2 separate regions of the Homo sapiens genome follow, and region 2 is linked to region 1. The links are chromatin contacts, found by POLR2A ChIA-PET in ENCODE. All regions are on one chromosome and are shown on one strand. Each heading gives the region's core, a stretch centred on a gene start or an enhancer-like site at or near the end of the contact. The rest is flanking DNA. Distances are from core to core; before and after follow the strand shown.

Region 1 (3,245 bases), core at 1-2,500:
GGGGACCAGAGAGGAGACCAGAGAGACTGAGTCAGCTCTCCCTGGCCCAGTTCCTCTTTCTTTTTCCTCCAGCCTCCCTGCCAGAGGGTGCCCTTCCCTCCGTAGAGGGGCGGCCCCAGTAGTGCCCCTGCCCCTCCTCCACTCCCTGCGGTGAGCTCCCCCTGGCAAGGCCTCTCCCCCTCCTCCACTCTGCAGCGAGCGGCCCCTTGGCCATGCCCCCGCCCTCTTTGCAGTGGGCGCTCTCTCTGGCAGTGCCCACTCTCGCAGCGGTGCTTCAGAGTACTCTGCAGTGAAAGTTCCCAGGGCAGTGTTCACTCCTGTTGGTGTGGGCTTCTCCTTAGCGTACCCTCCAGCGTCCAGCGCCCCAAGTTGCTGCTGCCAGGGTCCCCTAGTCCCTGCAGGGAGCTCCGGCTCGTGTTCCCTCCCCTCTGTAGCAGGAGTGCCCTGAGGCAGCCCTTCAGTTCCCTGCAGCAAGAGCTCTGGGGCACTTTCCTCCTCCGCAAACTCTGGTCGGCTCTGGCAGTGTCACGCCCCCTGGTACTGTGAGCTCCCCCCCAAGCACCCCCAACTATCCTGAGGCAGCTCTTTTTCTCTGCGGGAATTTCCCTCTTTGGCCATGCCCCGGGACCCGGCCCAGCCACAGCTGTGGCCAGTCCCCTAGGGCCGGATGGGTGGGCCTGCCTCACCGGGTTGGGGACAGGGATGGAAAATGGTGGTTCCATGCAGGTCAGTTCTCATGACCCGAGGGGCCGGGCCTCTTCCAGGGTCGCTGCAGGACCAACCCGCAGGGGTCTCCCGCGGGTAAGGAGCTCGGACCAGGAGGGGGAGGGAAGCTCCAGGAAAGGAAGGCACAGGTCAGGACAGAGGAGGGCGGGGAGCGGGGAGGTGTGTGGATTAGGGGAGAGACCCAAGGGAGGATGGGGGAGGAGGCGGAGGAGAGGAGGAAGAAAGGGTGAGGGCAATACCCGGTGGGGACAGAGCTAAACAGTCGGGCAGACAGACAAATCGAAGAAGGGGGGATGGGAGGGAGGAGAGTCCCAGAGGGGCCGAACAGTCCGAGGCAGGCTCGGGAGGCACCAGGCTGAGGACTTGGGGGCCCGGAGCGGGCTGCGCGAAGGCCGAGGGGACCCAGGGGGCTGCGACGCTGGACTCACCATGGCTCGGCGCCGGGCCGCGTCCGACGCTTGGTCGGGCGGGCGGGGCCGGGCGCGCCACCGCCTCCCTCCCGCCGCTCGTGTCTCGCCGGGTCTGGCTAAGGGACAGCTCCGGCCGCGGTGGCGGCTCGGCCCGCTCCGGCTTCCAGGCCGCGGGGCCCCGCCAGGGAGGGCCGAGACGGCCGCCCCTCCCCGCCCCGCCCTTCAGCGCCCGCCCCCGCCTCCGCGCGGGACCCCTTGCCGGGACTCTGTCTCCCGCGCCGAGATCTCTGCCGTTCCCCGGGCGTCCCCAGCCTATCCGTCCCGTTCACCGGCAACCTTCTTTCTTCTCCGCCCCGCCCTCCAGCGGGTAACCTCGACCCTGACCCTCGGAGGCCCGCCCAGCCGAGGATGCCCCTCTTTTCCCGCCACGGCCTCGCTCCCCGCGGGATCAGTTTAGCCTCGGCAAGGGATGCTCCAAAGGCTGGGGCGTGCGTGAATTCCCTTGGGCCGCCCCTTCCCAGAACTGGGGTCTTCCTGCGGCTGGAAAGCCTCCCCGCTCTAACTCGCCCGGGATCCTCTTCTCTCAACGGTTTCTAGACTTTGGCAGGACCCAGGGCTCAAATGAGACCTTCAGGCCCCTGCCTGCCTAGCAGAGAGCGGAGGGCCGGGAAATCAGGGGATTCCCCAACCCCCCGGGGGCTTGCCCGCCCTCCTTTCCCTCCATCTCCTCGGGCCTGGAATCTCTGGGCTGACAATGGGCTCCTCTGTGTTGCCTGGGGAAGGCGGGAGTGTGCGGGAGTTAGGGAGCAGCGAAGGCTTGGGATAGGGGGCGGACATCCTGGCCAAGGGGGCAGGGTTCCCGGATCGGGATGCTTATGTAGGGGCGTGCATTTCGCCGGACATTTTCTGAGTTCTCTCCTCCGTGGCCCTTCCCTTCCGCATCCCTACCTCTCTATTCGGCTAGAAGAGGGAAGGCACCAGGCCTCCAGTTCGAGGATTCGGTACTGGATGCCAGCCCCTTCCTTCTGTTGGGGTGGCTATAGAGTCCCGCAGGGCCGCTAGGGCTCGTGGCCATGGGAATGGGTGGGTATCTGGCGCAGGAGACAAAGCAGGGTGGGCTAGTTACGAAAGTTCTAGCCTCACTCCCTCATCAAACCCCGAGCGTCCCCCGACAGTGTCTGAATGAGAAAGGAAGGCCAGATGGGGGGTCTCCCAGGAGCCCGGGGGGAGGCACGGGCACGGCGGGGAGATGCCCTGCCTGGCCTCTGAGCAGGCACCGGGAAGCCCCGCAGCTCCGTGAGCTCTTCTAAAGGGTGGACGGAAGGGAGAGGAGAGGAGATCGGAAAGCCGAATAGTCCCCGGAGGGGCGTGAACGCGTGTGCCCCTGCAGCTGGAGGGCGATGATGAGAAAACGTCTGGCCTCGCCTGCAGTTCCTCGGAGGCCGGAGCCTCTGGGCAGTTGTTGGAACAGCGGGAGGGGAGGCGGGGGTGCCGCCAAGGTGACTTGCTCTTCTCTCACCTCCTCTGGACGCTAACCTCCACCTTTTTCTCCGCTCCGCTGAGCCTGGAAAAGGACAGAGCAAGTGTTCATCCTTCTTAGAGGCAAGAAGAGGCCTCTGCTCCATGCGTCAAAAAAGAACCTATGGCAACAAGCCCCGGTAACCATCTTCCCCGCACAGTTAGAGCCGTGGAGTTGGAGCTCTTTCTAACACCCGGCTAGGGGACCCTCGAGTCACCGACACTCTCCAGGTTCTCTATTACGAGGGCCCGCGAGCTAGGAGAGTGAGATTTTGCTACCCCCTGGTGTCCATTCCGTAAATACTGCCCAGGGGCGGGTTACAGGGGCCAGTGTTTAAAAAACCTTATTCACCTGTCTCAAACCTAGCTCATCTATTCTCGGTGTTGAGAGTGTCTGAACCTTTCCTCACCAGGCCTTCCATTCCTTAAACTGCAGCAAATTGTTTAGGGAACACTTGGTAGGGTCCAAGGTTGTCCATTGGACTCCAAGGCTCACTACTCTTAGGTAGTGGAATATAAATTAATCTGGCTATGGGGGTCCACAAACTCCTGGAAAAAGGGAGTGGATCATTTTTTTTTTTCATGGAGAAA
Region 2 (4,405 bases), core at 1,722-4,221, 3.0 Mb before region 1:
ACCATTCCACCATCCTCTAAATTTCTACAATTTTCTACACTTTTCTACTTTGTTTACTCTCAAAGTTTCAACCCCATTTAACCTAACCTTTAATATCTCTGAGGCTCCTTTAACACCTACCCCTTCAAAGTTTAGGAGATAAGACCTATCTGGCCCTTAGAGTCTCTTCACCAAGCCCCATACTCACTGAGATATCACTCGAGACTGTTCTCCAAGGGAGAAGCTTCCCCGATGGCAGAGGCCCCGTTCTCTCTAAATGGAAGGGATTGGGGAATATTGCTAGCAGAAATAGAGGGCCACTTCAGCCATATCAAGCCCCCTCCTCCAAAGATATTGCTCTTGTTATAGAAATGGACACACACATCATAGTCTGTCCCACAGAACTCCGATGGAGGCTGGTTAACTCTCCAGCCCCAGCGCTTGAGGCTTCTACTTTGGAAAGTTGACTTCCTTTTTCTCTGGGGCTGGCAGAGCTTCTGGCTGCTTTGGCAGGCCTGCTGCCAGGCTGGGAGGTGGAGAGGCCTACCTGGTGCAACATTCGAGGAAAGCTGTGCTTCTGGGCGGCCCGCCTAAGCCCCAGCTGCCCTGTGGCCAGTTCCACTTGTGTCTTGATCTCATTGAATTCCAGCTCCCGGGTGTCAGGGGTAGCATCCACTGTGAGTACCAAGGAGAAGTTTCATCCTAGGTCTGCCAGCCTCAGAGGACAGTTAGCAGAACTGTACCCAAGCCCACCCCTGTGGCTGAATATACTGGGGCTGTAAGGACTCCTTATTCCTTAAATTATCGTACCTTCTTTCAATGTAACCTATCATTCAAAATATCACTAAAAGGTTTTCTAGTAAAAGTCTTCCAACATTAGGGGCTTTTCCTCTTACCAGGTGGGTTGTATCGATCCCCAAGACGACCATCCCAAGCTCTGTCATTCTCTTCCTCTGAGTCCAAGAGGGCCTGAATGAATTGTAAATTTGCTGCACCTCCTCCCTGCACCAACCTCACTTGGCCTCTGTGGAGAGACCCCCATTATAAAGGAGGGGACTTCTTCCCCCAAACCAACCAAATTCAGAGTCAATGGCTATCTAGCTCTTAGACCACTTGGTACTCATTTTGAGGTTTGAGGCTGACTAGACCTTGGCTGTTATTTTTGGTCTCCTATAAAACACAGTAGGAAAGAGAGTTTTACTCTTACAGCAAGAGCAAGACCAACATGCTGTGGACGTGACCTACTAAGTTGACCTCCCAGCGAGCTAAACATTCTAACATCATTTCCTTAGAACAAGAGCAAGACCAATACGCTGTGGACATGACCTACTAAGTTGACCTCCCAACAAGCTAAACATCCTCACAGCATTTCCTTCTGAGCCTCTGCCTGAGAAGTCCACCACAGAAGACAATATTCTAAGCTGGGTGCGGTGGTGTGTGCAACTGTAGTCTTAGCTACCTGGGAGGCAAGGATTGCTTGAGCCCAGGAGTTGCAGGCTGTGGTGTGCACTTGATCACACCTGTGAATAGCCCGTTCTCCAGACTGGGGAACACAGTGAGCCCTGTCTATGTCTACTAAAAACAACACAAAACACAAACAAAAAAGAATACAATATTCTGAAGGGACCCCCAAACCCATCTTCTCCTCAAAGAGCCATAAGCAAAGAAAGAAAGCCAGCTGCACCCTTTTCCAGTCAATTCCAGGTGGTCTCTCCCTTCAAGGCATTCTTTCCTCAAGAACAGGTTAGAGTCAGGGCAAATTAAACTTGTTTTTCAAGTAAATCGAAGTGGCCTCATATCATGTGTCAACTGCCTTACTAAAAAGTTCAACACTCCCTTCCCATCTCTTCACCCCTTACATCACTCCTTTCCCACTAGGACCCCCCCCTTTTTTTTTTCAAGCTTACTTGGAAAATAGACTATATTTGTGTAGTCACAGAGACAGGCTCCCTTGAATAGCCCCTCAAACACATGAGCAGGTCCTCTTGGTGACCCTCCCTAGGTAAGAACCACTCTTACTGGGTATGGAGCTGAGTGCCATGGGTGCCCAGCAGGGAAAGGCTGTTCAGCTCAAACAGAACAGCTGTCCTGAGCGAATCCCATTTCCTAACCTCTGTAATTTTCCTGCCTGGAGTTGGGATCAAGGCACTGTGGTAGCACCTGCTGGGGGTCACACCAGAGGGTAAGTTACCTGCGGAGGAGATAGGCCAGTACCTGGGCCAGATCCACATCTTCATCCTCTTCTTCCTCTTCCTCACTCCGACGCAGGCCAGCCCCTCTTCGGGGCAAGCCCTCGGAGGGGTCTCCGGACCCGGATCCTGCACTGCTGCTGTTCCGCGATCCCATCTTCTGGTCACAGCATTCTTAGGTCCTGTGCGGGGGCTCCTCCTGTCACCTCCTTGGGTTTGGTGAAAGCAAAGCGTGCTCTAGAAATACCAGGGTCTCCTGAGACGGGGTAGTAGCTATCTCTAGGAGGGTGACCCTTCCTCGGGGCTGAGATCCCTTTTCTTTAGCCTATGCCAACTACCAAGGCGTCGGGAACACAAACCTTCTCCAATCCTGTGAAGCAAAGAAAGCAAGAGTGAACCGTAGTGCGCTACCCTAGCTCACCAACTGAAGAAAGATTTGTTTTCTACACCAAACTCACCTATCGAAGTCCCCGGACTGGGGAGCGGGAGGGGTGTTGGGCGGTGTTGGATTTCCAGGTAACCTCTCTGACCGACCAATCGAAATCCCTCTCGGAAGAAAGCGCTTCACTAGCTTATCTCATCTAACCAATTAGAAGCCTTAGGACTCAAAGACCCTCGACGCCCCCACCTTATCGACCAATCAGAGCGCCCCCTTACAAAGGCCGGCAGCAGTGACAGCCAATGAAAATAGAATTTGGCCTAACACCCCTCCTTCCTCGCCTCACGCCCACGTGGTGCGCCGGGGGTGTGTACGCCATGAGGGGGAGGAAGCCGAGAAGCACCTCCCACTGAAGCCGGCGGTAACCGCCCCACGCGAGACCACCCACCAGCCAGGAGCGGTCGCAGGACCCGCAGCGGCGCGAGGCCTTGTTTACACCGACTGCCGCCACTGCGTTGGCCAACCGCTCCTCCGTCACGCGCTTCGCTCGTCACGCATCTCGCGGCTTCCTGGCCGGCGGGCTGCAAACGTCACACGACGGCCCCGCCCCCTTGGCCAGCCAACTGGACAGCGGAGCACGATGATTGATAGGTAGGCGGGAGAATGCGCGAGGTGCCTGAGGGGAGGAGAAAGTGCACACCCAAGGAGGGCTGTTAGCTCTTGCTGGGGAGGAGTAAGTGGGAACTGCCAGCTTCCTGAATCAGAGACAGCCGAACTAGGCGTAACGGCTGAGAGGCGGGGCTTAAAAAAGAAACGTTTGGTGGTTCGCTACCGAGAGGTATTTTAGCAAGGGATATAATTTACTGTCTGTCCCTAAAGATCATTTGGCATCGCACTTTTCAGACAGTGCCCAAGGGCCTCCTTTCTCCCCACTGCTTCCCCTGTCCAGCTGGAGCCGTTCTTCTGTCGCTGGCCGCAGCTCCAGTCGGTTCTGCCCTAAGGGGTGCCCAGCGTCCCAGTAGACCTCCATACCGTCCTTCCGGGCTTAGCTTTTGGAAGCCTTGCTCTTGGGACGGTCCCCTTTTAGACCTCCCTTTATCCGGTCTGACAATTTTTTAAGACAATCCCTGGCTTTCCGCCGCGGTCTTTGCAGACGTTCCCTAATACACGCGTCTTTCTGTCAAAGCTTTTCCGGTTCCGCTGTCCCCTTTGACGCTCCCTTGGCCCTCCGGGATTTGCAGACCTTCGCTAGTCCCTCTGTCCTCGCGGTGCCTCTCCGCCCCCGGCCGCGGGTCCAGGGTGCGCGCTCGCCGCCTCCTGCCCCCTCCTGCCCCCTCCTGCGGGTTTATGAGTAACAAGCCTGAGTCCAAGGCCGGGAGTTGCCACATCTCTGATCCTCGCCCTGGCTGGGTGGGGACGTGTGGGTTGAATGACCTTGCTGTCTCGGGCTCAGAGGCTCAGGGTCCGAGCTGAACTTCATTCCCTGCAGCCTGCACTTCCTTGGGAAAGCTGCGAGCTTCCCTCCGCCCGCTCCTGAGGGCAGGGATGGGAGCGAGGGCTCGTGGCCTTCTTGGGCCCTCCTGGGGCCTCTCCCAGTGAGGGCGAGGGTTTGGCCAGCTTTCGGGCGACGTCTCCTAGTCTCTAGATCCGGAGACCTGAGCTTGTCACCAGGGCTAGCTTTGATGGCCTCTGCGCTTAGAAGGGTCCTGAATGTTTGGTTTAATGTTCTAGTGTTAACGGTCTTGAAATTATTAGTAATTTTAAAGCAAGTGCCTGGTATTTTCATCTTGCACTCGGCTCCACTGATTATGTAGGCGGTCTGCTGGGCGCCCATCCTCTATTGCCAGATTACTTACTA

The links. ChIA-PET counts read pairs that join two places held with the same protein, here RNA polymerase II (POLR2A).
Region 2: POLR2A ChIA-PET joins it to region 1 with 15 read pairs in BJ. The contact joins the promoter of NRL here to the promoter of ARHGEF40 in region 1. POLR2A ChIA-PET finds 5 or more read pairs at or near these places in 3 of 52 experiments (AG04450, BJ and T-cell).

What each region holds. Positions count from the first base shown.
Region 1 is chr14:21,068,309-21,071,553 of GRCh38, reverse strand. It overlaps ARHGEF40 (Rho guanine nucleotide exchange factor 40), which reads right to left and starts at 1,250. Exons shown (of 24, transcript NM_018071.5): 1 at 1,155-1,250. The coding sequence starts at 1,157. It also overlaps a transcript of NDRG2 not described here. RefSeq lists silencers at 1-227, 1,018-1,087, 1,098-1,317, 2,853-2,952 and an enhancer at 1-526.
Region 2 is chr14:24,113,515-24,117,919 of GRCh38, reverse strand. NRL (neural retina leucine zipper) reads left to right here and starts at 2,971. Exons shown (of 3, transcript NM_001354768.3): 1 at 2,971-3,198. DCAF11 (DDB1 and CUL4 associated factor 11) reads right to left here and starts at 3,143. Exons shown (of 15, transcript NM_025230.5): 1 at 2,627-3,143; 2 at 2,171-2,538; 3 at 876-1,003; 4 at 527-654; 5 at 188-252. The coding sequence starts at 2,325. RefSeq lists enhancers at 3,064-3,213, 3,454-3,593, 3,175-3,890.